3 separate regions of the Mus musculus genome follow, and all the other regions are linked to region 3. Evidence: chromatin loops called from intact Hi-C (ENCODE). Cell type or tissue: left cerebral cortex. All regions are shown on one strand.

Region 1 (8,000 bases), 95 kb after region 3:
CTGAAATGGGGAGGAATTACTTATCTCCAACAGCCCAGTCACGACTGTCCCCAACTTCATAGACAAGAGTGGGTGCCCCCCTGCCCCTTTTTCTTCATTCAGTCAGCCCACTCTGGCACCAACTAATCCTATCCCATAAATATTTATGGGGGGGGGCATGGGAAGAAGGCAGCCATGAGGAATGGTTTCTATGAATCTCCTAGAAATGCTGTGGCAGCCTCATCTTCAGGGATCTGCTAATACCTGTGCTGTCTGACCCAAGTGGTAACCCTATCTGAATACAGAACTGCAGAGGCAGTGGCCCTGTGACAGCGAGCAGAGGGCGGTGAACAGGGGCTCTGATCCCAGGTTTCCTCTCCGCATGCATCCCAAAGAAACTGGGTCCCTTTACCCTCAGTATCAAAGCAGGAAGCTAAATTGAGCGATCTGTCTACTATTTTATGCAGAAATGTGGGACATTCTTTTTTTCCACCCTTTCTGAGCAGTTATCTGAAATGTTTGATGCATATTCAACTCCTTCCTTTTGTCTTCTTTCCCAACTGTCCCACAGCTTGCCCAGCACACGGCTGTCACTTGAAACTGGTCTAGCCTAAGAGGCACTTCTCTGCCCACGTGAGGAGCAGCCCAGTCCCACATGGTCATGGCAGGTGAGGGGCTCTTTCTCCTCTGGTCCTTCCTACCTTTCCAGCTCATAGAAACGCTCCTCCTAGCAGCTCTTGTTAGTGAAGGCACTGTGGTTTCCCATCACCTGGTCCATTCGTCAACCTGACCCATGACTTATTACAGCTTAAACGAACCAGATCTCCCTGGGAGGGTGAAAATATGTTGTGGTTCTGAAAAGTCAATGTGACGGGACATAGAGTCTCAAAGGATTTCCAAGAGAGGTACTAGGGAGCCATTTGCAGAAGAAGAAACAGCACGGGGTCTCTCAAGGAGACTGCTTGGAAAGAGAATTCAATGTACACAGACACTCCACTTCTTTCAAAGGGAGGATCTGGCATATCAAACGTAAAGTCCCCAAGCATCATGCCATACAGATTCATCTCATATAATGATGGGCCCAAACTTCCAGCTCTGTTGGCTGATGGTTTCTTGATCCAGGGCAGGGAACTGTGTTCTTGTGTCTCAAAGGGTGATCTTACACATACCTAGAGGGTAATTCTGGACAGGCAGACAGACAGACAGACAGACAGGCATGTGCATGTGTGTGTGGGCACACGTGCATGTGCCCACACACACACCCTGAGGATCTTCACTGACATGATGAATCTCAGCAACGTTCCCCACCTCCAGGTGAGAGCTGAAGCATCCAGAGCCACATTTTTTATTTCAAACTTGTACCCACACTGTTATTCAGTGTTTCCTTGCCCTGGTCCACCCTCCTTTGGCATATGCTGTATTTCCCTTCTTCAACAGTCTGCATTACTCACAGCTTATTAAAGGATTATGCTTAGATCAGGTTATTGCCCTTTAGAAAAGAACGCGGAGAAACTGTATAAAAAGACCGGTCGGGGATGGTCGCGAGAAATCCTGTTGGTGGATGGAAATACAGAGGCCAGCCAGCAAGACTCAAGAGCTAGGACAGAGGGAAGGGAGTGTGTGTGGGGGAGGGGGGGACCCTGTCATATCTCCAGCTATCTAAAAGTTATTTGCTGACGACTAAGAACCAAGCCTAAAGCAATGCTCTGATAAAGAGGAGAAGGAGACTGAGCCTGGACCTAGGGTCCGGACACCGGGGCTTTCAGCCAAAGCTAACTCAACTAGCAGCTGGGACATGTGTCATTGTGACCTATGCTCTGTTGATTTCAAGTGGCTCACTTATAAAATTACAGAGTTAAATTGCCTGTAGGAATAAGCCCATGATTCTGTACCTAGTGGAAAAATAATAGAACCTGTTAGTCTGCCTTTTCCTAAGACTTTGATTTCACTTGCAGAAAAATTTCAAATTAAATTAAATTAAATTTAAAAATACAGTTAACAATCTGCCTTGACTGCTTTTACAATAAACCTACTAGAGGCTCAAGGTCATGGGCCTTGGACCCTGTGAGGGTTTGATGGTAAACTCTCCATGCCCAGCCTTCTTCCCCTTCTAAATACCTGCCAACAAGAACAACACAAATAGGAGGTCATGAATGTAAGTCAGGGAAAAATAATAAACTTGAGCTTCTCAAAGTAAAGTGAAGAGGGACAGACTCACCAGAGAAGGTATATCTGCGAGGAAGGTAGCCGTTGTGTATACCCCTGTGAATCCCTCCCCACCTCTGAGACCTCTTACGCAGCCATAGCGGCAAACCATGATTTTGTAATTTCACAAAACATACATTGCCAAGGAACGTGACAAAACTGTAAGGCAAAGCGTCACTTGAGTCTGACGATTTCAGACACAGGCTATTTAGAAATTTGAGTAGACAGGATGGACATAGGAAAGAAGGAAGCTGGCAACTGTCAGAGACAGGAGCAGAGAGCTAACTCCAACATGCAGTAGATAGAGGCTCTCGGGCTATAAAGACTAAGACCTAAATAACAGCTTTCCAGGCCCTTGAGAGAAAAAAAAAAATCAGCCAATGGAACTAGATAGGGAACGTTCTTTTAGGTAACACTGTCTTTTTATTCCAGATATGTAGGCATGTCTGTCTGCCTGGGATCATTGATGGCTTTCAATCACTGCACATTTCAGATATCTTAAACTGTGGCTTTCTGCGCAGTTGATCTAAACCAACAACAACCCAGTCCACGCAATCTCTCCTTCAAGTCAGCTGAAAACAGTGAATTTCATTTCGTCTTCTACAGGTGCCTTAGGAGACTAGAACTATGGGAAAGCTCTGGGTTTCTTAGCAGCAGACTCTCTGAGGTGAGTGTACTCTGAAACGGGGCAGGGTGGGGCAGATGTGCAAGTTTTCTGAGCTTGGGGGCAGTGCAGAAAAGAACCATGAAGACAGTGAGCAGCACGACGATTGTTGAGGAGTGTTTGCATGGCTGTGCTGCTAAAAGCAAGAAGGGAACCTGTTAGCCTGAGTGTCAAGGGTGTGTGCTTAGGAGTTTGAACCATTGCTTGCCCTCCTAAGGCGAGCAGGCTCACTCGCCTGGTGTCCACATATTTCCAAGAACCATAACAAAACCACGCCTGCGGGAGGATCTATAGTGTGACTCCACCCCTCCTGTGATAACTTTTTGTCCAATCTCTTTCTCTCTTTCTTAGTTTTGTTATCTTCTTTCTGCCTTCCTGGGGTCCTGGCCCTAATCTTCCTTCATAAAACTTCTGTAATTTCCTAGCTTTCCCTATGTGCACTTTTTTTTTTTAAACTCACAGGGAAAGGGAAACATAAAAAAGGATAAAGAATTCCAGTCCAAGGCAAGATTTGTTTTTCCCCCTTTCCTTTCAACTTTCTGAATTTGGAGGAAAAAAAAACAAAAACAAAAAAACAAGTTGGCTCTGTTTAGATCAATTCATTATGGAGAGCTCACTTCAAAAACTGGAGTATTTAGGGGCTGGTGAGATGGCTCAGTGGGTAGGAGCACCCGACTGCTCTTCCGAAGGTCCGGAGTTCAGGTCCCAGCAACCACATGGTGGCTCACAACCATCCGTGACAAGATCTGACGCCCTCTTCTGGAGTGTCTGAAGACAGCTGCAGTGTACTTACATATAATAAATAAATAAATCTTTGAAAAAAAAAAAAAAAACTGGAGTATTTGAGAGGATTTGACAGTTTGTCTCCTGGTATTCAGAAAGAGTTCTTCACTTGCTCAGCTCTGGAGTGGTCCTGTTACAGCAGTGTTGACCTGAAACAGAAAGCAGGGCTCTCCTGGCTTGTAATTGACTTCCAGACAGAGCAAAGGCAAAGGAAAGTTTTCCCTGGCCTACTCTAAAAATCAGAAAGTTAATTTGAAGATGGACTCTGTAGATGAGTTACCTCTTAATACCCTCCTCTTCTCCTGATACCCAGGCTCTGCTTCTCTGAGCATCCTCCCATCTCCCCTGCCCACCTTCCATCATACCCACAGCCCTGTACAGGTACCTCTGACTTTGCCAACTGTGTCTAAGCATCTTAATACCTCCCTAACCCATCTGTTATTTAGCCACTTAAAAAGGGAGCCACACGGCTCCTCCTTAGAGCAGATTCCCATCTCCAAGACATTGATGAATCAGCTCATGGTGAGGAGGAAGAATAGGTTTGGATATGTTGGATGTGAGACAGCTAAGGGCAGAATAGAATGTCAAAGGGGGCCAGCCTCCTAGGCTGGATGCTGGACAGAGCCCATACTCCTGGAGCACATGGTCATCATTCTCTGAGCAAACAGCCCAGGTAACAACCTCAGGGACACTCAGGAAACTATGACAATCGGGGGATGCCTGTGGTTCCGGCCTTAACCGGAGACGTTCTAAAGCAGAAATAAGAAAAGAATATACCTTCTAATAGAACTGGGGTTCCAGCCTGGAAGGTGGGACACCCTCATCCAGCTCTAACATCGCCTTCTCCTCCCCGGAGCCCAACCAGCTGGATATGGGTGTGCTCGCTGCTAGAATTCCCCAGAGAGCTGGCTATCTCTACTCCAGACACTGACTTCTCACTCAGAAACACGCTAGGGAGGGCTAATCACTTCTTGAAAAAAAGCAAAATCTGTTCTTCCCTGCAAGGGAGGGAGAGATGCAAGAGCCATGAGGAATACACATGCGTATGGCAAGCAGAGGGCTGCCCAGCCTGCGAGCACCAAGGCAGAGCAGATGGCCTATCTCTCTTCCATCTTTTCTCAAACTCCCACAATATCCCTTTGCAGTGAGGCTTTCCTCACTGAAACTCCCTCAGACACAGGACCACTTGCCCCAGGGCAGGAAGGGCCCAAGTCTGTCTATCATCAGGGAGGCTCACACACTGCAGCAGCTCTGCTCTCCCTTGCAGTAAAGACACATCACATCTCGGCTGCACTACTTCAAAAGAGCAGGAAACTGAAGCACATCCTATCTCCCTACCTGACCTCTGACCATGACCATTCTTGTTTCTCCCCACTTTCCCTAGGAAAAACTCATTACTGTGAATACATATCTCCTACAACCTTGCCTCTCTAACAACACAGACTACACAGCCCCCAACCCCACCTGGGTGGGGTAAGCAGTGACTTCTGAGGTCTAAGCAGAAGAAGATGAGCCCCCTCCCGCTCCTGCCCAGAGGAGCATGTGAGAGCGATGTGGGCACGCATCCTGACACACTTGGAAGGAAGACGTCCGGGTGATATGCTGTCTTGCCAGAACTAAAAAACGAAGTTCCCTAACCTACTCAAGGTCACTCCTGGTGTCCTCCTATCCCCAGCCCCCACCTGCTCACAAACACTGATAAGTATTGTCCCCTACACACCCAGTACCAGAGTGATGGTTTCCGTAGCACCCACCAGGCGAGGCTGCAGCTGCTGGAGAGGTGCTGTGAACTGAATGAAATCAGGGGGTGAATTTGAGGGAGAAACATTGCCTATTTCCATAATGATCTGAGGCCTGAAATTCAGCTCTTTCCCCCAGGGTTCACTCTCTCCTTCTCCCAACCCTAGAAACTGCCCCCTCCATGTGGGACAGAGACACTATGTGGGGAAGAAGAGAGGAACATCAAGAACCTCTTCAAAACCACATGGCAATGTCCAGTTTTCACAGGGATTCAATCTCAGACTTTAATCTCTGAGACTACAACCTTATCAACGTAGGCTGTCATGAACAAACTGAATAAGGAAGAAAGGGGGAGGGAGAGTGCGGGGATGGGGGAGGAGAAGGGGAGGAGTGGAGGAGGCAGGGAGAAACCCCAAGAGATGTTCGTGAGAATCAACTAGAAAGTGGTGAGAGCCAACGTGGGCTTACTGAGTCGAGACAGGAAAGAGGAGATGAGTCCCCGAGTCCTGGGTCAGAGGTAACACACGAGAAACAATGCACATCTGTTTCAGAAAGGCACCTGCCTCTAAGCCATTCTTTGCTTTGCAAACTGAGCCAAGCGAGAATTCACTGCCAGACCAAACAAACTCCTAAAAAGTGGTGTCTTGCTCTTAGTTTGTTCACAGTGCCCATCTTCTACATAGCAAGGCATGGAGACCACAGACTGTTGCTCACAAGCCTAGTCCAGTTCAAAGGGATGCTGAGTAAGCCCATGCTGGGAATAGCTACAGGAAGACTGTGGTGGCAAGGTCAGGTAATGAAGGGTTAAGAAGGGATGTTCCCTCTAGAGTGCATCCAAGTCTAGTCCTTGACATCTCCTCTCAACACCCACCAGATCAGGGTGGGAGAGGCAGGCAGAATCAGCTCTTCCAGCATGCCTAGAAATTTCTGCCTGCCTTCCTCTTTTCAGCAAGGTAGGGGTGATTAATGTTCAGAGCAGTGACAGGAGGAGGTTTAAGCCACGGAGATAATAAGCAATGTGCAGATATGAGCTAAAAGGTGGAGGGACCAGGCCAGCCTTGGTGGGTCAACTCACAAGCAGTGGGCTGGGGGCTGGGCCTGGGAACTAGGGCAGTGCCCACTCTGTGTGCCAGAAATGGAAGTGTTTCCTGGGGCAGGGCTTTTCATTGGAACCACATCCAACCATTCATCTTCATGGGGACGCTGGAAGCACAGCTGATTTCGCATCCTCTGCCTGTGCAGTTCCGAAAGGAGAGGCTGGGCTCCTGTTGTCCCTTTGGCTTTGACTTTCCAATGATCTCCCTGGGGAGCCAGAGACACGGGTGGGAGGAAATCAGAGTGGGACTGTGACTATCAGGTTTTCAACTCCTGTTACACATTTTGGAAGGGGACAGTAGACACTGTCTTTACCATGTGTGCAGTACAAGATGGCCTGAACATTACAGAAGCATGAACTCAGGGAGGTCTGCCTTGGGAGAAGTCCTCCAGTCTCATCAGGAAAGACAAGCACCCCACTGGGAGACCTACCCTCTGTGCTCTGTCAACACGCAATGGGGAACATTCTTCCAGGCAGAGGCAATTGCCCTTTCCATACCATCCTGCACTTAACACCTGGGAACACCCCCAGCTCACACTAACCCGCTTGCTGTTCTTTTCAGTGAGGTGCCCACACTGCTCTGCTCTTTATATTAAAGTGGCACGCCAGTTTTTAAAATAAATTCAAAAACAAAAAAACAAAACAAAAAACCTAAGCATGGTACAGCCCATAGTAAAGTGTCCACGAACCATGAAATACAGCCTGGGGATTATTGGTGAGATTCTTATCCTTGAACATCAGGAACTCCGTAGACTGGTACTTTGTGTTGCCATTCTTTCTAAAACCAAAAGCACACCTAGCTGCTTCCTACGGAATGCGGGAGAGCCTACTGCTCCTAAAGGAAGCGACTGTGGAAGTGACTTAGAAGGGGAGAGGTAGTACGCGCGAAGAGGACAGGGCCAGGCCCGTTAAGGGGGGCGCGAGGCCTGGGAACCCAAGGCAGGCACCCAGTAGCGCCTCTCACCTGTGGATGTTCATCTCTCGCGGAGGGCGGTGGGCCTTGTCATAGGAGACCTTGGCGAAGACGCCCGCCACGATGACGAAGGCGATCACCCCGCAAGTGATGTAGACGGTGAAGTTGGTCTTGTCCTTCTCCGGGTCGTACTTGTTCTCGGGCCCCGGCGACACTACCTTGGTGCTGGGCGTCTGCACCCATACGGGGCTTTGGTAGTTGGTGCACTGGCGCTGGTCCAGCTTCTCGTGGCGCTTCTTGCAGCAGAAGCGATAGTAGCAGGTGCCGCAGCAGTACAGGTAGCCGCTCTCGCTGTTGTTGCACTCGAACTCCTTGTCGTACTGGCCGCTCACGTCGTAGTAGCCCCAGCACGTCTCGTAAGTAACAGTCGCGCTGGCCGCCGCCGCCGCCGCCGCTGCCGCTGCTGCGGACTGTCCCCGCCGGCTGCCCGCCTCCGGGACGCCGGACGCTCGGGCGGTGCTGTTTAGTTCGCGGCCGCCTCGGGCCAGGGCGCCCCCAGCACGCCGACCTCCGACGGCTCCCGCGTTCAGGGTCCGGTTCCCGGAGCGGCCGCGGGCGGC
Region 2 (8,000 bases), 260 kb before region 3:
GTGGTACTTACACTGGCTCACTGTGGCCATCCACAAACTCCAGTTTTTCTGAGCCAACTGGAAGAGGCAGCAAGGTTCTCCCCTTCATGTGCTCAAAGATCACTAGGAGGTCAGACTTCAGGGTGTGGGCATGATGTCTGATGTCTTGACATACCATGTGGGGCCATTCTAAATGGTTCTTTTCATTTGCCAGGACAGGAATAATGACCTGAAAGAGAGAGAGACCAAGAAAGCAAGAGGATTGCAAATTCAAGCCAGCCTGTGCTACATAGTGAGACTTTGTCTCAATAGGAAGAAGAAAAGAACTCAAATGGAATTACATTGCATGGGTAGATAATGCTGTTTTCAGAAGTCATGGGTTATTTAGCCTCCAAATTCTAGTACACCGGATACTTCCCTATGATCTACTGGGGAAAGAGCCTCCAAAGGCTCTCAAAACAATGCATCCTGCTTTTGACTGCTCACTAGAACTAGGCAGTAAGATCCTATTGCTGAAGACAACACACACATTGAATACAGGACATAGGGAAATCAAATGAGAATTGAACTAGATAGTATTGGAAAGTACTAGGCAAACTGTTGGGGAAGAAAAGTTATCAGTAATTTAACCCAGAAGTAGACACTGTGTATTACAATACTGACTTGCCAGACAAAATACACCCATTGATGGAACAGTGACATGACTGTTGTGGGTATAACCAACTGCTTCTTCACTGAAGCTGAGGCCCCCTCCATAGGTGGGAATGCATTGGAATTGTAAACCTGGTGAAATGCCCATGGTTGCTGAGGTTGTTGGCCCTATGGGAGAATCTACTAGTAGTGTTCTGATAAATGGGCATGTTGTTAAGTTGCCTTGTATAGTGGGGGTCTGAAGGAGAATGTCGCCCATAGACTCATGTTTGAGTTCTTTGACCCCACTGGTGGAACTGTTTGAGAAGGATTGGGAGGTGTGGCCTTGTTAGAGGAGGTTTGTCACTCAAGGTGAGCCCTTAGGTTTCCAAGACTTGTACCATTCCTATTATAGTGTCCTATTTCTTCCACCTGCCTGCAGATGATGTAAGCTCTTGGCTGCTGCTCTAGTGCCATGCCTACCTGCTGCTGTACTCTCCACCAGGATGGTCACAGACTACCTATCTGGGACTATGGGCCCCCATAAGCTCTTACATCTATCAGTTGCCTTGTTCATGGTATCACTTCACTGGAGCAGAAAAATAACTACAACACCTTCTAAACACTTGCAGGCTGCTATAGCAATAGGCCTGAGTCAGAAAAGCCTGTTGGCAATGGACAGTGGTTAAATTAGAAAATCATAACCTGTCAAAGTACTCAGAATAAGAGATTGATGAATACTCAGGTCTATATGGAACATCTCTATCACTCAAACCAAGGCCTGGGGGATCCTATAGATGAGGGGAAAGCAGGACTGTGAACATCATAGGATGAGGCAGAGAGCTATAAAATGTTGTCTTCTGGGTGTGGTATGGTTCTGGCAATCATGAACACACAGGAGCTATGATCATTTGAACAAGACAGGCACATAGACATACACACAGACACACAGATACACACAAACACACGCACGGGGGTGGGGCAACTGGTTAGGAAGAAGTGGTCATCAGGTGTAAAAGAAGAACAAGAGAAGGTAATGGAATATATGCTAATAGCAGGTTATATAAATTTAGAACTATCCATAATGAAAAACTAAAGAAGAATGAAAAAACAAAAACAAAGAAAGACTTAGAAAGAAAATATAATTAGAGGAAGAAGAAAGGGAGAAAGGAGGGGGAGGGAGAGGGGAGAGTGGTGAGGAAGCATTTTGGAGCCCCATATATATCATTTTTTCAGGTGGCTGAAGACCTTACATATTGCCTTGATCTTTGGGGAAGTCAGGAAAGTCCCCAACAGTCTTTCTCCCATTTTCTTCTCATCTCCCTCTTGGAAAATATCCCACAAACCAACAGTCCTCACTAAGAGAAATCAGATACACTAACAGCTTAGCCTCTACTGGACGGCTTCGATACCCTGCTAACCCCTGGGATTATTCACACAAGTCAATCACATACTCACACATGAACCAGGGCCACCATTTTGATACTATAAAGTACACCTCCCACAGTTCCCAGTTCACTCTGTTCCCAAAGTCAGCTCCATGTGGTCCTGTGTGGCAGACTGATCTGCTCCTCACACAGCAAAACATGTCAAACACTTTCCATGTCATCTGCTGTGTTGGGGGTCAGATTTTGCTCTCTCCACCACTCCTCCCCCACCAATCCCTCCATCGTCATCAGGGCAAATATGTGTGGACCGAAATCATCACAAAAGACAAAAAGTAAAGACTTTCTTTTCTTAAAAACTTTAGCCATTGTTTTTCTATACCTCAATGTTGAGGTTTGGTAGGTTGCTATGTATTGTAATGCTAAATACTGGCCTCTAAGGTCTGGTTGTCCCAAGAGACAAGGAGATCCTCCCCATACACCAAGTGATGCTATGTAACCTTGCTCTTAAATTTAAAATGACTGATTGAATAAAGATGCCTACAGCCAGTAGCTGGGCAGAAGAGAAGAGTAGCTGGTAGGCAGAGCTTCAGTTCCTGGGCTTGGAGTCTGAGGCAGAGGCCATGAGAGGACGAGAGGAGAAGAAAGAGGAAGATGTAGTGGGGTAGGTGGGTTGTAAGAACATGGCCATGAGGGCCAACCAGTTGGAGTGGGAGCAGCCCAGGCAGAACATGGCAAGTTATATCTTGAGTTTATTGACAGGAACTTAGACAAAATAATATAGAGGGTTGATATCTGCCCAGTTCTAGTGCTTGAAGGCTTATAAAAATTATAAAGTTTCTGTGTCTTTTATTTGGAAACTATTTGATCTAAGGTGGGATAGAAACCCCATTACTATATACCACAATATCACAAGTCCCTACTGAATTCCACTCAAACCTCCCACAACCTTTTTTTCTGTTAGTATACACTTGCCAATCTCTAAGGGATGTGCCAAGATGCCAGATCTTAGGGAAGAATGTGAGTACTTAAGGATCAATTGAGATTCAGTCTCTGCCTTTGAGATCCTAGAAAAGTCCTTTTCTTGTTCAGCTTTCTACCCTGATTCCAATATAAATGTGACTGACTTAGTGTGTGATCCTTTTTTGTTGGTTTTTCTTGAGCTCTCTATTTAATGATTATCTCTGCTCACTACCTATTTCCAGAAAGACCAGGCCAGAACTATCTATTCTGCAGCCACTGAGGCTTATTCATTAGCTCTGAATAATTTTTTCCCTATGACTTCTTGGACCTATTACCAGACAAACACACCCCTGTCTGTCTGGTATTTCCTTGCATTATATTAGTTGTACTGTAATAGAAAGTCTCTCCTTGAAAGCTGTGCTTTGCAACTTGTTAGTAATAGAGCTTTGTTTAAAACAGCCCTGAAACTTCAAGAGCAGCTTGATTCAGGAGCTGAAATGGCCACTAGGTCCTTTTTCCCTTGAAATTTCTCTCTTCTCTAAAGTATTTTGTTCTAAAGCTCCCTCTGGATCTAAGGTGAGTATATCTTATACTCCAAAGATTATACCTTATACACCTTTTAAAGCTCCAGATGAGTGTGAAAGAGATGCTTTCTCTTCTGTGAAAAGTTGGGACAAAGGCTGGACCTCACCCCCATTGTTGCAGATGAGTTCTGCATCCATCTTTCAATGTGGAAAGGAGCCCTAAAGAAAAACTGTGTTGGGAGGCCTTAACCAGCCCATTTTCACATTAAAGAAGGGAATCCTGATAATGCCCCCTCCAAACATTTCTCCCTTATTTCACCCTGAACTAGCACAGTGGGACAGAGAAGATGCTATGATCATAGCTTTTTCCTCTTACCAATGCCCTCTTCCCTGTTCATGCACACACTCTCACAGGTAGGAGTGCTGAGGGTGAAGTATAGGTAAGGCCCAGGCAGAAAGCAGCATGGTTTACAGCAGGTTTACATGAGGTGCATCCATCTACACATAGAGCAGAAGACCACTTTCTGGCTTAAGTGGTGTGCAGTGATGGGGGAGAGTGGGGGAGGAGGTCAGAAGCTAAGTAAGTTACTAAGAAGGAAGGAGAACACAGGCCAAGAGGCCAGCTTTTATAGGGATGTGGAATTAGCTCTGGGGTTCAGGACAGAAGTCGATGGGAAGTCTTAAGGATTCCTGGTACAGGCTTTGAGAAAAAGCCTTTGTGAGTAATGGACCCGAGGTATTTTAAAATTATTTCATTTAAGATTTAAATAGATAAACATTTACATAGTACAAGTACCATGAATCATCTACCCACCCTGTTCCTCAATCATTCAGTTCCCCAAATATAGATTAGTGTTTCCCTGTTCCCCCTGCTCTCTTCCTCCTCTCTTTTTCCCTTCACACCTTTCTCTGTACAGAATCTTTTATGTAGCTCAAGATATTCTGGGACTCACACTATAGTCCTGGCTGTTCCCAAACTCATAATAATCCTCTTATCTCAGTCTTTCGTGTACTTTCATTTCAAGCAGCCATCTCCAGTTTTCCATTCTCTTTAAATTTGTTGGTTTTCTTTTCTTTTTTTTTTTATTTAAAGTGTATGATTACATTGCCTACATATGTCTATGCATTGTGTGTATGTAATGCCCACAGAGGCCAGAAGACGGTGGTGGATCCCTTGGAACTAAGGTTACAGATGACTGTGAGCAGTCATGTGGGTGCTGAGAATCAAACCCAGGTCCTCTGGAAGAGCAGCCAATGCTCTTAACCCCTGAGCTATCTCTCCAATTCTTCATTTCTCTTTCTAACACAAATGACTACATATTATCTACAAATTCTGCACTTAAAAAAACCATATTACCACATTATTTACAATAGAAAATAACTAGAATAAATATTTGCCTTAGTTCGCTTTCCATTGCTGTAATAAATAACACAATCCAAAGCAACTTGGGGAAGGAAAAGGTTTATATTACCTCATACTTCCTAGTCACAGTCCTTTACTGAGACCCTCAATAACTCAAGGAATAACCTGGGAGCAGAAATTAAAGCAAAGGCTAGGGAGAAGTTCTGCTTCCTTGCTTGTTCTTTACGGTGTGCTCAGCCTTTCTTAATATAATCCAGGACCACTTTCCCGGGGATTGCATCACCCACAGTGAACTGGACCCTCCCACATCAACCAGCAATCAAGAAAATACCCCATACATATGCCCACAGGCCAATATGATGGAGATAATTGGGAAAATGTGTTATACAGTATAATATATTTGACATCAAACAAACAAAAGATCTGTTGTATTCCACAATAGGAAGAACCACGAGGGCATTGTTAAGTGAAAGGACCTAGTGGATCCTAATTGGCTAAATAAATTACCCAGTGGATCCTCATTGGCTAAGTGAAATGACCTAGTTAATGATAAGGATGGTGCTGCCTCTTAAGCTGGGCAAGGGACAAATGCACTGTTGTGGCAGAGGAACATTGTAAAGACAATAGATTGAGGTCCCAGTCACATGCAGAGAGTGATTTCAGGATATGGGGTGTGGGGATGGGGGGGTGGTTCAGGAAGTTGAAAAAGCAGAAGCACTGGTCAGAGAGATGGGGGTGCACCCATCACAAAGTGGTGGGGACAGGAGGAGAAAGACTCAAAGAACCCAGAGGCCATGTGACCGGAGCACCTTTTGATTGTTGAAATAATTAAGTGTTAAGTCAAGAGAAACATCGAAAGTCACAAAGAGACAGCTGCTAGGTGACTCCATTCACACAGGTACCTGTAGACTAAAAGAGTCACATTCAGGAAGACAATTTGGAGAATGCTGTTTGGGGAGTGTGAGGACAGGGACATGGGTGTTTTGGGTGAGTGTACTTTCAATCATGTTGGGTAATGGAGGTCTGAAGATGTATCATACTTGGTGTTTATGCCTGACAGCATTGTATTGTGTGGTTAGGAACTCCTGGGTGGAAGGATTTTATGTTGTTGCTTTTTTAAAAAATAAAAATAATACTTTTAAAGAGTATTCTCTATCAGTATTTCACTGTTTAAGTGCCACATCATTCATTCATTTACTCCTTAACTGTATCCTTTTGTCTTCAATCTAAATTACAAAAACAAAAACAAACAAATAAACAAACAAAAACAAAAAACAAAAAACAAAACCCATGGATTTTTGTGCTACATACCTGTACTCTCATCTCTTGGGAGGTGGAGGTGAGAGGATTGGGGGTTAAAGGTCATCCTTACTACATAGCAAGTCAGACCCTGGCCTGGGCTACATGAGGCTACATTATCTATCTCAAAACATAGATAAAGAAAAAAGAAAAAAAGAAAGAGAGAGAGAGAGAGAGAGAGAGAGAGAGAGAGAGAGAGAGAGAGAGAGAGAGAAAGAGAAAATCTCTTAAACTGTCTATTTTATGTATATATGTATGGTCTATGTGCATGTATGCCACATGTGTGTAGGTTTCCATGGGACACAGAAGGTGTCAGATCTCCTAGAGCTGGAGTTGGAGGCTGCTGTGAACTTCCTGACTTGAGTATTGTGAACCAAACTCTGCTCCCATGGAAGTGTGGTTTCATAAGCTGGAAGTCATTTCTCCAGCTCCTAAAGTTACTGTTGATTTCTGGGCTGGATTTCCTTGATTATGTAGTCCTGAGTTGTGCTCAACCCTCTTCACAGACTAGTTTGTGTCTGTCTCTAAGCCTTTAAAAAAATCATTTTATTTTATTTTTATTTTATTTTATTTTTTAAGGCTACATATCCATGTGTGCCTATATAAGTGTATATGTACATATGACTTCAGATAGTCATAGAGTTTAGAAGAGGGCATCAAATCCCCCAGATCTGGAGCTACAGGTGGTTGTGAGCTTCCTGATATGGGTCTTTTGCAAGAACATTATGTACCCTTAACTGCCTCTCCCTTATCAGAACTCAATGTAACACTAAGATTACCGCAGCCCCTGAGACTACATGGATCTGTCTTTCCTCTGAAGCCAAGGACAATTTCCTATCATCCTTTACCAGGGACATGACCTACAGATGGACTTCTGTACAGGTGGTATTCAAACATAACACAGTAATAAGACTATTCAATTTAAAACCATTAAAGCACTTAATGCTAGCCTAGCTTCCCCAGACTCTGAATGCTTGCCCATCCATCCTATTCCTCCTCGGGATTTCCCCTTTCACAGCAACTAGGGAGCTAACATTAGATGTAGCAAGGAAGAGTCATGTCCTGGCTTTACCACTAGGGCCAAAGTTTTAGAGAAGTGTTCACCCTCACTGTCTTCAGTTTCAAATACGTTGAACGCATGATCTGATGAGTGTGTTTGGGAAGCATCTCATGGATGGGAATTTATTTTCCATTTCTGTGCCGTTTCCAGGGCACTAAGCATACAGAACGCCACACAGCTAGTATCTGCACACACTCCTTTCACAACTGGCTAGACCTAGAGAGGGCCAGCCTCTAGAAGCACATGTGCTCAACTCAACTACCAGGAAAGCTTTCTTCCTTTGGGAAGGTCTAATGGGTTCAAGATTCTCATCTAACTACCATTGCGAAAATCCTCTGAGCTCTGAAGGCCCAGAGGCTCCACCTGTATCTCTTTTCCCAGAGGTGGGACAGATTCTTCCCAATGCCTGCTGACCAAAAGATACCCAACTGCTGCCAGCCCAAGGCAGTTCCATAAATGTTTGCATGGTAAATGAAGGACATTAAAATCAAAACCAAATCGCCTCCTTCTAAACTTCTTTGCAAAGGTAGATACTATTTAAAGCAGTGCAGCTCCTTCCCATCCAGCAGACAAACTTTAACTCAAAATTCACCACTTTCTTGTCCTTGGCCCTTGCGTGATGACTTACAAAGCTGCCAGGACTCAGGCATTCTTCACACTATGACTTCCTCTTGAACCAACCCCCTGACCCAAAGCTGGTTCATATTGTGGCCTGGCTTTCACCCAGACTTGTCCCCAGCTGGCACCCAGCAGATCACCAACCAGGGTCTTGGTTTACTGGCAGCCCTGCCCTTCCA
Region 3 (8,000 bases):
TCTTCACTTGGAAACTGAAGAAAGTTTGGTACCAACCAAATGATGGCGGGATTTGGGAAGGTAGTAGAAATTTGGGAGGTGGAACCTAGCTGGAAGCAGGACACAGGGGTGGTGGGGACTGCCCTTGAAGGTGGTCCCAGGTCCTCTTTTCATCTTTCTCTGCCTCCTGGCCAGAATGAACCAGGTAGCTTTTGATTTTATATAAATATTTTTTATTTTGATTTTATATATATATATATGTGTGTGTGTGTGTGTGTGTGTGTGTGTGTGTGTGTGTGTGTGTGTATCATGATGTTCTGCTTCCCCATGGCTGAAACCTTTGAAACTGTGAGTTAAAATACCTCCTTTTGAACTGTTCATGTCAGAAATAGAAACATAGCTGGATGGTTCAGAGTAATAACTGCCTTTGCAGAGGACACTGTTTCAATTCCTAGTGCCCACATGACTGCTCATAAATGTTTGTAACTCCAGTTCTAGGAGATCTGAAGTGCCCTTCTGACCTCTATGGGCCCTAGACATACACATGGTGTACAAACATTCATACAGGTAAAATACTTATATACATAAAATAAATAAGCCTAAATAATTTAATCATTAATATCTGGTATTCCATCCCAATAATGGCAAGGCTAGCAAATCTGTCTCCAAAATCATGTATGTGAACAGTTCCTTGTCGCATGGCCTCTACAGAGGATTTAGGTGGATCTCAACACCAGGCTACCACTTATTTCCATCCAGAAACCTAAAATGAGCAGAGTTCTGTGGCCAGGACACAATTGGGAACTGATTCTAATAAATTTAACATTTGGGGATAAATAATAAGGTTGACGCTTTTATGGCAAGAAGTCTTTGTACATCTGATTTGCTATTTGTAATTCCAGCATTCAGGAGGTTGAGACTGGAAGATCAAAAATTCCAGGCTGAGCTACAAAACAAGACCTTGTGTTGAAAACAAGACATACACATGCACTCAGACACACCATTGCCCTAGGTTATTTCTTTATAATCTTCTTGCCTTGCTAGAGACATGGGGGCTGGGTATAAGACAACGACAGTTTGCCTCTCAGAGAAGGCTCCTTCAGGAACACTGGGAGCTGAATGGGTGGCCCTAGAAGAAAGGCCTTCCTGATGCATTCTTAGCAATGGGTAGTCAGGGCAAGCCTCCAAGGTGAACAGGGTGCTGTTCAATTTTTTCGCACAGAAGTTTGAATACCTGGAGTCCCTTATGCCCAACGGGCACTAGCTGAAATGTACTCTGGGCACCTTTCCCTTTGGAGCCAAACTATATCTACAGACAGACTACAGAAGTCAACAGGTCAGTCTCAAGTGAATATGCTTAGTCCTACCACCACCAACCATAAAACGGCTTTGTTGGTAATTAACCATAACATTCTCTGACTATAGTCTCTACCTTCTTGTCTAATTCTCTAGGCGTTTAGAAAGCACAATATTACCCTTTACACAAACTACACATATGAGGACTCAAAGATCTGGAAGGAAGAGTGAACTCATGAGAGGACACACGGCTCAGGGGAAAAGGAGAAGGCACTGCTGTCGAGTCTGGAATGCTCAATATTTGGTAGGATCTTGAAACACACAAGGTTGCCAGGCAGGCACTCAGGTATGGAACAGGGACAGAGCATCCTAAGATAGTGACTGTGCTTCTTATTGTTTTTAGCAATGCTAACTAGACAGCATGTATAAAACTAGGCGTTCAGAGCATAAAAGAGAATCAGAGACCATCTAAGCCAATCCATTCATTGTCCCACTGAGAAAGTCAGGCCCAGAGAGGAAGTAATTTCTCCAAGTTTAGTGACCCAAATTGATGTCTCTTGATTTCAAGGCTTTTTTTTTTTTTTTTTTCAACATGGCACACTTTTTTCTACAATCACTGTGCTTCTCTGGACTATAAAACAAAGTAGATGGGGGAAGATTTATTGCTACTTTACTTCCTAATTCTGCCTTTTTTTTAAAAAAGGACAGCCTATGCCTCTCCCTCTTTATTGTTTGGGATAAGCTTCCTGAAATAAGAATGGACTTGATTCCATTTGATGTTGTCAAGCTTCCTTCCACCTAGAGCTGTCAGTACTAGGGAATTGGGGGCTAGAATTCCAGATGGAGCTGGACAAGAAGATGACCATTTCTGGGTCACCCAGCTGCCCAATGCCCTCGGGTAGCTGCAGCAGCGGGGAGGGTAACCTAGTTTGCTTAGGAAATATTGTGGATGTCCCAGTTTATCAGTTACAGTCCTAGAAAAGTATTGGCACTGTCCTGTTTCTGCAGCTTGGCCTGCAGTTCCACCTGCCAGTCCCCTGCTGCCCCTTCAGCCTGAGAAACCAAAGCACAGAGCCCAGATATTCTGCTCCACATTTGGGTCTTGGTTTGCCCCCCAGTCTCTCATTTCCCTTTGGGGGGGTTCCTAGCCTGGATCAAGGGTAGGCTGGCATGCTAGGGTGGTATGTGAGAATGAGGACATGTTTCTATTTCCAGGGACATTTGGCCTTTGCATAAGAAGCTAGAGACACACATTATACTAGAAATTCAGAGGCTGATCAGTTTGCTTGACTGTGAGGACCAAGCAGGCAGGATGAAGATGCTGAAGAGAGTCACCAATGTAGAGAAGGTACTAGAAATTGAAGAGACAGGAGACTGGAGAGCCTGCCCTAGCTGCACTACAAACTGGCCACTTCCCTTCGGGCAGCTTCATCCTCTCTTGAGTGTTCTTTATCCTCTCATCTGAACTGATGATGTTCAACCATAATGGAGGTTGTGGGAGTGACTTGACATAATCATTTTGAGCTTTCGAAGTCAACCTAGAGTGCATACATTGCTGATCTCTAGAGTTTAGTTCTGGGTTCTCCAACTCAGTCTTTCAGATGTTCACAGAAAAACGCCCAGGTAAAGTGTGAAAACACAGTATGGAAGGGTAGAGCAAAAGGTGACACAATCAACCACGCTCCAATCCCTAGGGAGAGGCACAGGTGTGTCCCCAGCACATCCTCCTCACCAACCAACCAAAGACACAACAGACTTTCAGGACAGGAAAATCTTGTCATCATCGGGAAGGTGGACATTTCATTCACTGTGAGCTCTAGGGCAGAGCCCCTAACCAACAACTTGCCTTGCGTGGCACAGCAACCAGGAGAAATTCAAGAATGATTTGCCAGGTGGACAAGAAAATATGAGTTTCTTCTTTTTCCTTTCATGCCAAATTCACAGATCATTCTCCCTGTGGGTGTGATGTTACAGGGGAAAAGAACGGTGTCGCAGACAGGAAAGAAGCCCCCCCTTGCGTATGGGCATCATCTCTGACAGCCTACAGGTGCCAGTCTGACACACTTACATGAATCTCAGATAGGACAAAAACCCACACCAAAGCTGAGAAGAGCTGCAGATGGGTGGGAAAGATTCCCAAGAGAGTTTGGGCCAGAGATTTAGAACTGTGGGTGTTCTTGCGTTGTTACTGCCTAGAAATAGAGATGCCTGTACCAGTGGGAAGACAGGTGTCAGGACTCCCTCCGTCATCTTATTTGGAATAGCCCTCTTCTAAACTTGACAGTTTGTGAACTGGGATGCAGACTTAAGGTTGTGGCGAAAGTATAGGAAAGTTGAGGTTTGGTGGTACTTGTTTATGTAAGCCCTATATTCTGAAAACGTAAGCAAGGGAAATACCGTGAGTTTGTCATCCTGGACTACAGAGTAAGGCTCTGTGAAAGAAAGAAAGAAAGAAAGGAAGGAAGAAAGAAAGAAAGAAAGAAAGAAAGAAAGAAAGAAAGAAAGAAAGAAAGAAAGAGAGAGAGAGAGAGACAGAGGGAGGGAGGGAGGGAGGGAGGGAGGGAGGGGGGGAGGGAGAAAAAAGGAAAGAAAATATAAAATAAGAAAAATGGATTCTTTGTCAGATATATAAACTAAAGTTAAGTTGTTTTTCTTTTTTTTTAATGAAGCTCAGTGACAGTTGGGATAGTAGATCAGGGGCTATGTTCTCACTGGGGGCAGCAAAATGTATTACACACACACACACACACACACACACACACACACACACACACACACACAAGAAGGGTTGATAAGCTCAGCCTCAAGAGACCTAGAATAGGAGCACAAAGTATCCAAGTTCAGGGTGTCACCTTAGCCAGGCCCAGCATTGTGTTCCTTAGTAATACTTCCTCTCTGTCTCAGGCTCCCCTTTTCTAACACAAAGGTAGCAGAACCTGATGGGAGCCATCTCTCATTATTTCCTGGTTTGGGAATTATTTTAAGATAAGCTACTCAAATCCAGGCAAAATTAGAACTAGAACAGTGTTAGTTTTGAAGAATTCACCCTGTTCTCATTGACAGATCAAGGAATTCCATGTTCCATTGTGACTTTGGATAAGGATTTATAAAATGTTTGTTCCTGTGGGCATACAGTAAAAAAGGCTGGTGCACCTGATCTGTAATCACTTTCCACAGAGCATAATAAGTGAGACCCACTGCTGTCAACCCCTGACCCAACTCTCTTTCCTTTTCTCCCTTGAACCTTAAGAATTTCTACCACACAGGGACATAGTTCAATGTAATAAAGGCAATATACAGAAACCTACAGACAACACCATCCAAAGAAAAACTCAAAGCATTTCCACTAAAATCAGCAATAAGACCACTTGTCCACTCTCTCCATGTTTATTCAACACAGCACTTGAGTCTGAGCTAGAGTAATAAGACAACTAAGGACATCAAGTGGATACACATAGGAAGAAAGTGGTTAAAGTAGGTTTACTTGCAAATAATGGGATTTTCTATATTAAAGACCATAAAGACTACATTGAGAAAGTTGTACAGCAGATAAACACCTTCAGCAAAGTAGCAGGATACAAAATTAACATACAAAAATTAGTAGCGTTACTATACACAGATGACAAAAGACTGAAAAAGAAATCAGAGAAACAATACTTTTCACAGTACCTCAAAGGAAAAAAAAAATCCCACACAATAAAATATCTTGGGATACCTCTAACCAAGTAAGTGAAAGATTTGTATAATGAAAACTTTATGACACTGAAGAAAATTAAAGACACCAGAAGATGGAAAGATCTCCCACATGTGTAGATAAGTAGGACCAATATTGTAAAAATGGCCATTGTACCAAAAATCAATCTTCAGATTCAATACCATACCCATCAAAATTTCAACAATTCTTTACAGTAATTTAGGAATACGATTTTGAACTTCATATGGAAATGAAAAATTCCAAGACAGCTAAAACAATCCTAAATAATAATTAAAAAAAAAAAACTCGAGGTATCATCATCCCAGATTTCAAGTCATACTGCAGTGGTATAGAAATAGAAGCAGCATGTTATTGGCAGAAGAACAGACATGTTGATCAACATAGTAAATAGACCTAGACATAAATATACACATCTATGGACACCTGTTTGTTTGTCTGTTCATTTTTACAAAGAAGACCAAAATACACACTGAAATAAAGAGAGCTGGTACTGGTCACACTGGATGGCTACATGTAGAAGAAAATGGAAAGCTTCTCTGTGTTCCAAAAGACAGATTCAGTTGAGTAAAGTAGCAGCTACAGAATGCAGAAAAAAAAAATCTCTGCCAATAACTCGATTGAGGGTTAGTATCTAAACTACATAAAGAACTAAAAAATAAAACAAACAAAAACGAACCCATAACAACAACAACAACAACAAATCCTGAGCATCAAGGAAACAACCCAATTTAAAAATGGGGCAGAGTACTAAATAGAGAGTTCTCAAAGGATGAAACACAGTGGTTGAGGAACTCTTTTTTAAAAATGTGCAACATCCTTAGTCATCAGGGAAATGCAAATTAAAACTACTTTGAAATTTCATCTTACCCCAGTCAGAACGATAAAATAGATGACAGCACATGTTAGCAGCAATGTAGGGAAGGGCAACACGTACTTGTTACTGGTGGGAGTGCAAACTCCTGCAGCCCCTATGGGAATTAGTGTGGAGGTTCTTAAAAGGGGATAGAAATTGATCTAAAACAAGATCCAGCTCTGCCACCCTCGTGCATATACTCAAAGGACGTTGTGTCCTACTACAGAAATGTTTGCTCCTCGATGTCCATTGCTGCTTTATTCATAATGACCAGAAATCAAAAACGTCTAGATACCCATCCAATGATGATTAAATAATGAAACTATTGTAGATTTATTCAGTGGAACATTATTCAGCTCTCAACAGAAAGGAAATTTGTAGTAAGTGGATAGAGTTAAATCAGTCATCCAGAGTGAGGTAACCTAGACCCAAAAGACAAGTATTCTATTTTTTCTTATATGTGAATATTAGCTTTTAAGCATTAGACACCTCTGTTCCAATATAAATAACCACATATATTAGTTAACTACTAAGGAACCAGTGTGGAGGGAGGGACCTTTTAAGGATGGGAAATAGAGTACAGTGTTACAGAGAAATAAAGAGGAAAACTAGGGTTAGATGAGGGGAGGGAATGGGAAGGAAGGATAAAGGAGGGGATATGGAGAGGAACAACTAACACTAAAGAACCTTTAAAAAAACATATGGAAACCTACTACAATAGAAGCTTCCTAAATTGTATACATATATGAAAGAAATATAAATGGAGTCACCACATACCAGGGGAGACATTATCCCATCTAGACATCTTATGCCAGCAAATAAAATCTTTAGTATCATAAATAGGTTACAACTTATTGAGTTATTGGCCAAAGAGGCCACATAGACTCCCTACACAGGCTTTTGCTAAGACTATTAGTTATTCTTCATAACCTGTTGGTAAGACCATATTGCTGAAGACACAACTTATTTATGTCGTCAAACTTGGAGAAATCAAGCTGGTGCCTAACTAAAAGCTTCACATCCACAGATTAGTGTCCATGGTTCTAGAAGGCACTAGTACCCCAGTCAAGGAGAAAGGTAATCACACATCTACAAACTCTGTGGCCTACCACAAAACTCTACCCACAGGATATGCTGGTGTACTAGTGGCACGGGTGTTATGAGAGTAGCCAACCACTTTTAAGATGGATTTAAGACCCATTCTATGAGATGGAACCTATACCTGACACTGCTAATGTGGTCAAGAACCTGATCCTAGATGCGTTATGGACCCTTACTATAAGGGAAGTAAGTAAGGGAGAACATACTATTACTCTGCTAAAGGAACATGGCAATAAAATAACTCCTAGTGGTCTATTGCTATACCCATAGAGCAGAGCATCACTAATCCTCATCAGCAAAGCTTCTTTTCGTGGTACATGGTTTTTAGAACAGAGGTCCACAATCAGTGTGCAGAGAGTGAGAAATGTTGGAGCACTCAGTTCTCAATGAGACGTATTTATTAAAACTCTCCTCTCAAGACTATGCAGAAAAGGAGAGTTAAAAGATCATACATGACCTAGACCAAAGCCAGACAAAATCCCCAGCTTGGAGAAGAAAAAGTAGACACAAAGTCCCATTGCTAAAGAAGCTATTTGTAATTAATACCTCCTAGAAAAAGAAAATCATTTTTCTCCAGTGGAGTATAACTGGGAATATTAACTACACATCAGGGTAGGCCCTATGCCCAGTAGTTGTTGGCCAGCACAATACGGACTCCATATTTTTTGTGTCTGCATGACTGTTGTTTTGATATTTACCATGTTAATGGTTTTCCTTTTCAGTTTGTCTATTTCTATTTTCTTTTTTTTTTCATTATTATTATTCTTTTTCTTCCTTTTTAGGGGAAAAAAGACACAAAGTAGGGAAGTGGGAGAATTTGGGAAGAGTTAGGGGAGGGAAAAGAATGTGGTCAAAATATATTGCATGAATTTTTTTCAAATAAATGACTTTTAAAAAAATGTCTCCCCCCCAAAAAGAAAAAAACACTTCAAAATTAACTTCTAAAACAAGAATCTCATAGACATCTATACCAGATTCACTCTGTAAGAATAGACATAACTCAAATTTTTGCTAGGATCCTGTCTTAACATTCTTTGTGTAGAAGACTTGAGTATG

The links. Peaks named below come from ENCODE experiments on the same cell type or tissue, not always from the same donor. Only the 100,000 strongest peaks of a DNase experiment are listed, where the experiment ranks them.
Region 1: a loop joins it to region 3, with 2.8 times the contacts of the local background. A loop is called at or near these places in 2 of 42 quality-filtered maps.
Region 2: it touches region 3 in a loop (6-fold over the local background); 2 of 42 quality-filtered maps call a loop at or near these places.

What each region holds. Positions count from the first base shown.
Region 1 is chr11:66,517,878-66,525,877 of GRCm38, forward strand. It overlaps Shisa6 (shisa family member 6), which reads right to left. Exons shown (of 5, transcript NM_001034874.3): 1 at 7,432-8,000. Among named protein-coding and RNA genes, the nearest start is that of Shisa6, 4.2 kb to the right of the region's middle. In left cerebral cortex, no CTCF peak of the experiment used is centred here; DNase peaks (open chromatin) are centred at 4,704, 6,566, 7,658 and 7,990; H3K4me3 peaks cover 1,978 bases.
Region 2 is chr11:66,159,846-66,167,845 of GRCm38, forward strand. It overlaps Dnah9 (dynein, axonemal, heavy chain 9), which reads right to left. Exons shown (of 69, transcript NM_001099633.1): 2 at 12-208. Gm40027 (a long non-coding RNA gene) reads left to right here. Exons shown (of 4, transcript XR_879948.2): 4 at 194-232. Among named protein-coding and RNA genes, the nearest start is that of Gm12296, 4.2 kb to the right of the region's middle. In left cerebral cortex, a CTCF peak has its summit at 7,250; DNase peaks (open chromatin) are centred at 3,002 and 4,360; H3K4me3 peaks cover 215 bases.
Region 3 is chr11:66,422,930-66,430,929 of GRCm38, forward strand. All of the region lies in intron 2 of Shisa6 (shisa family member 6), which reads right to left. Among named protein-coding and RNA genes, the nearest start is that of Shisa6, 99 kb to the right of the region's middle. In left cerebral cortex, no CTCF peak of the experiment used is centred here; DNase peaks (open chromatin) are centred at 3,408 and 5,880.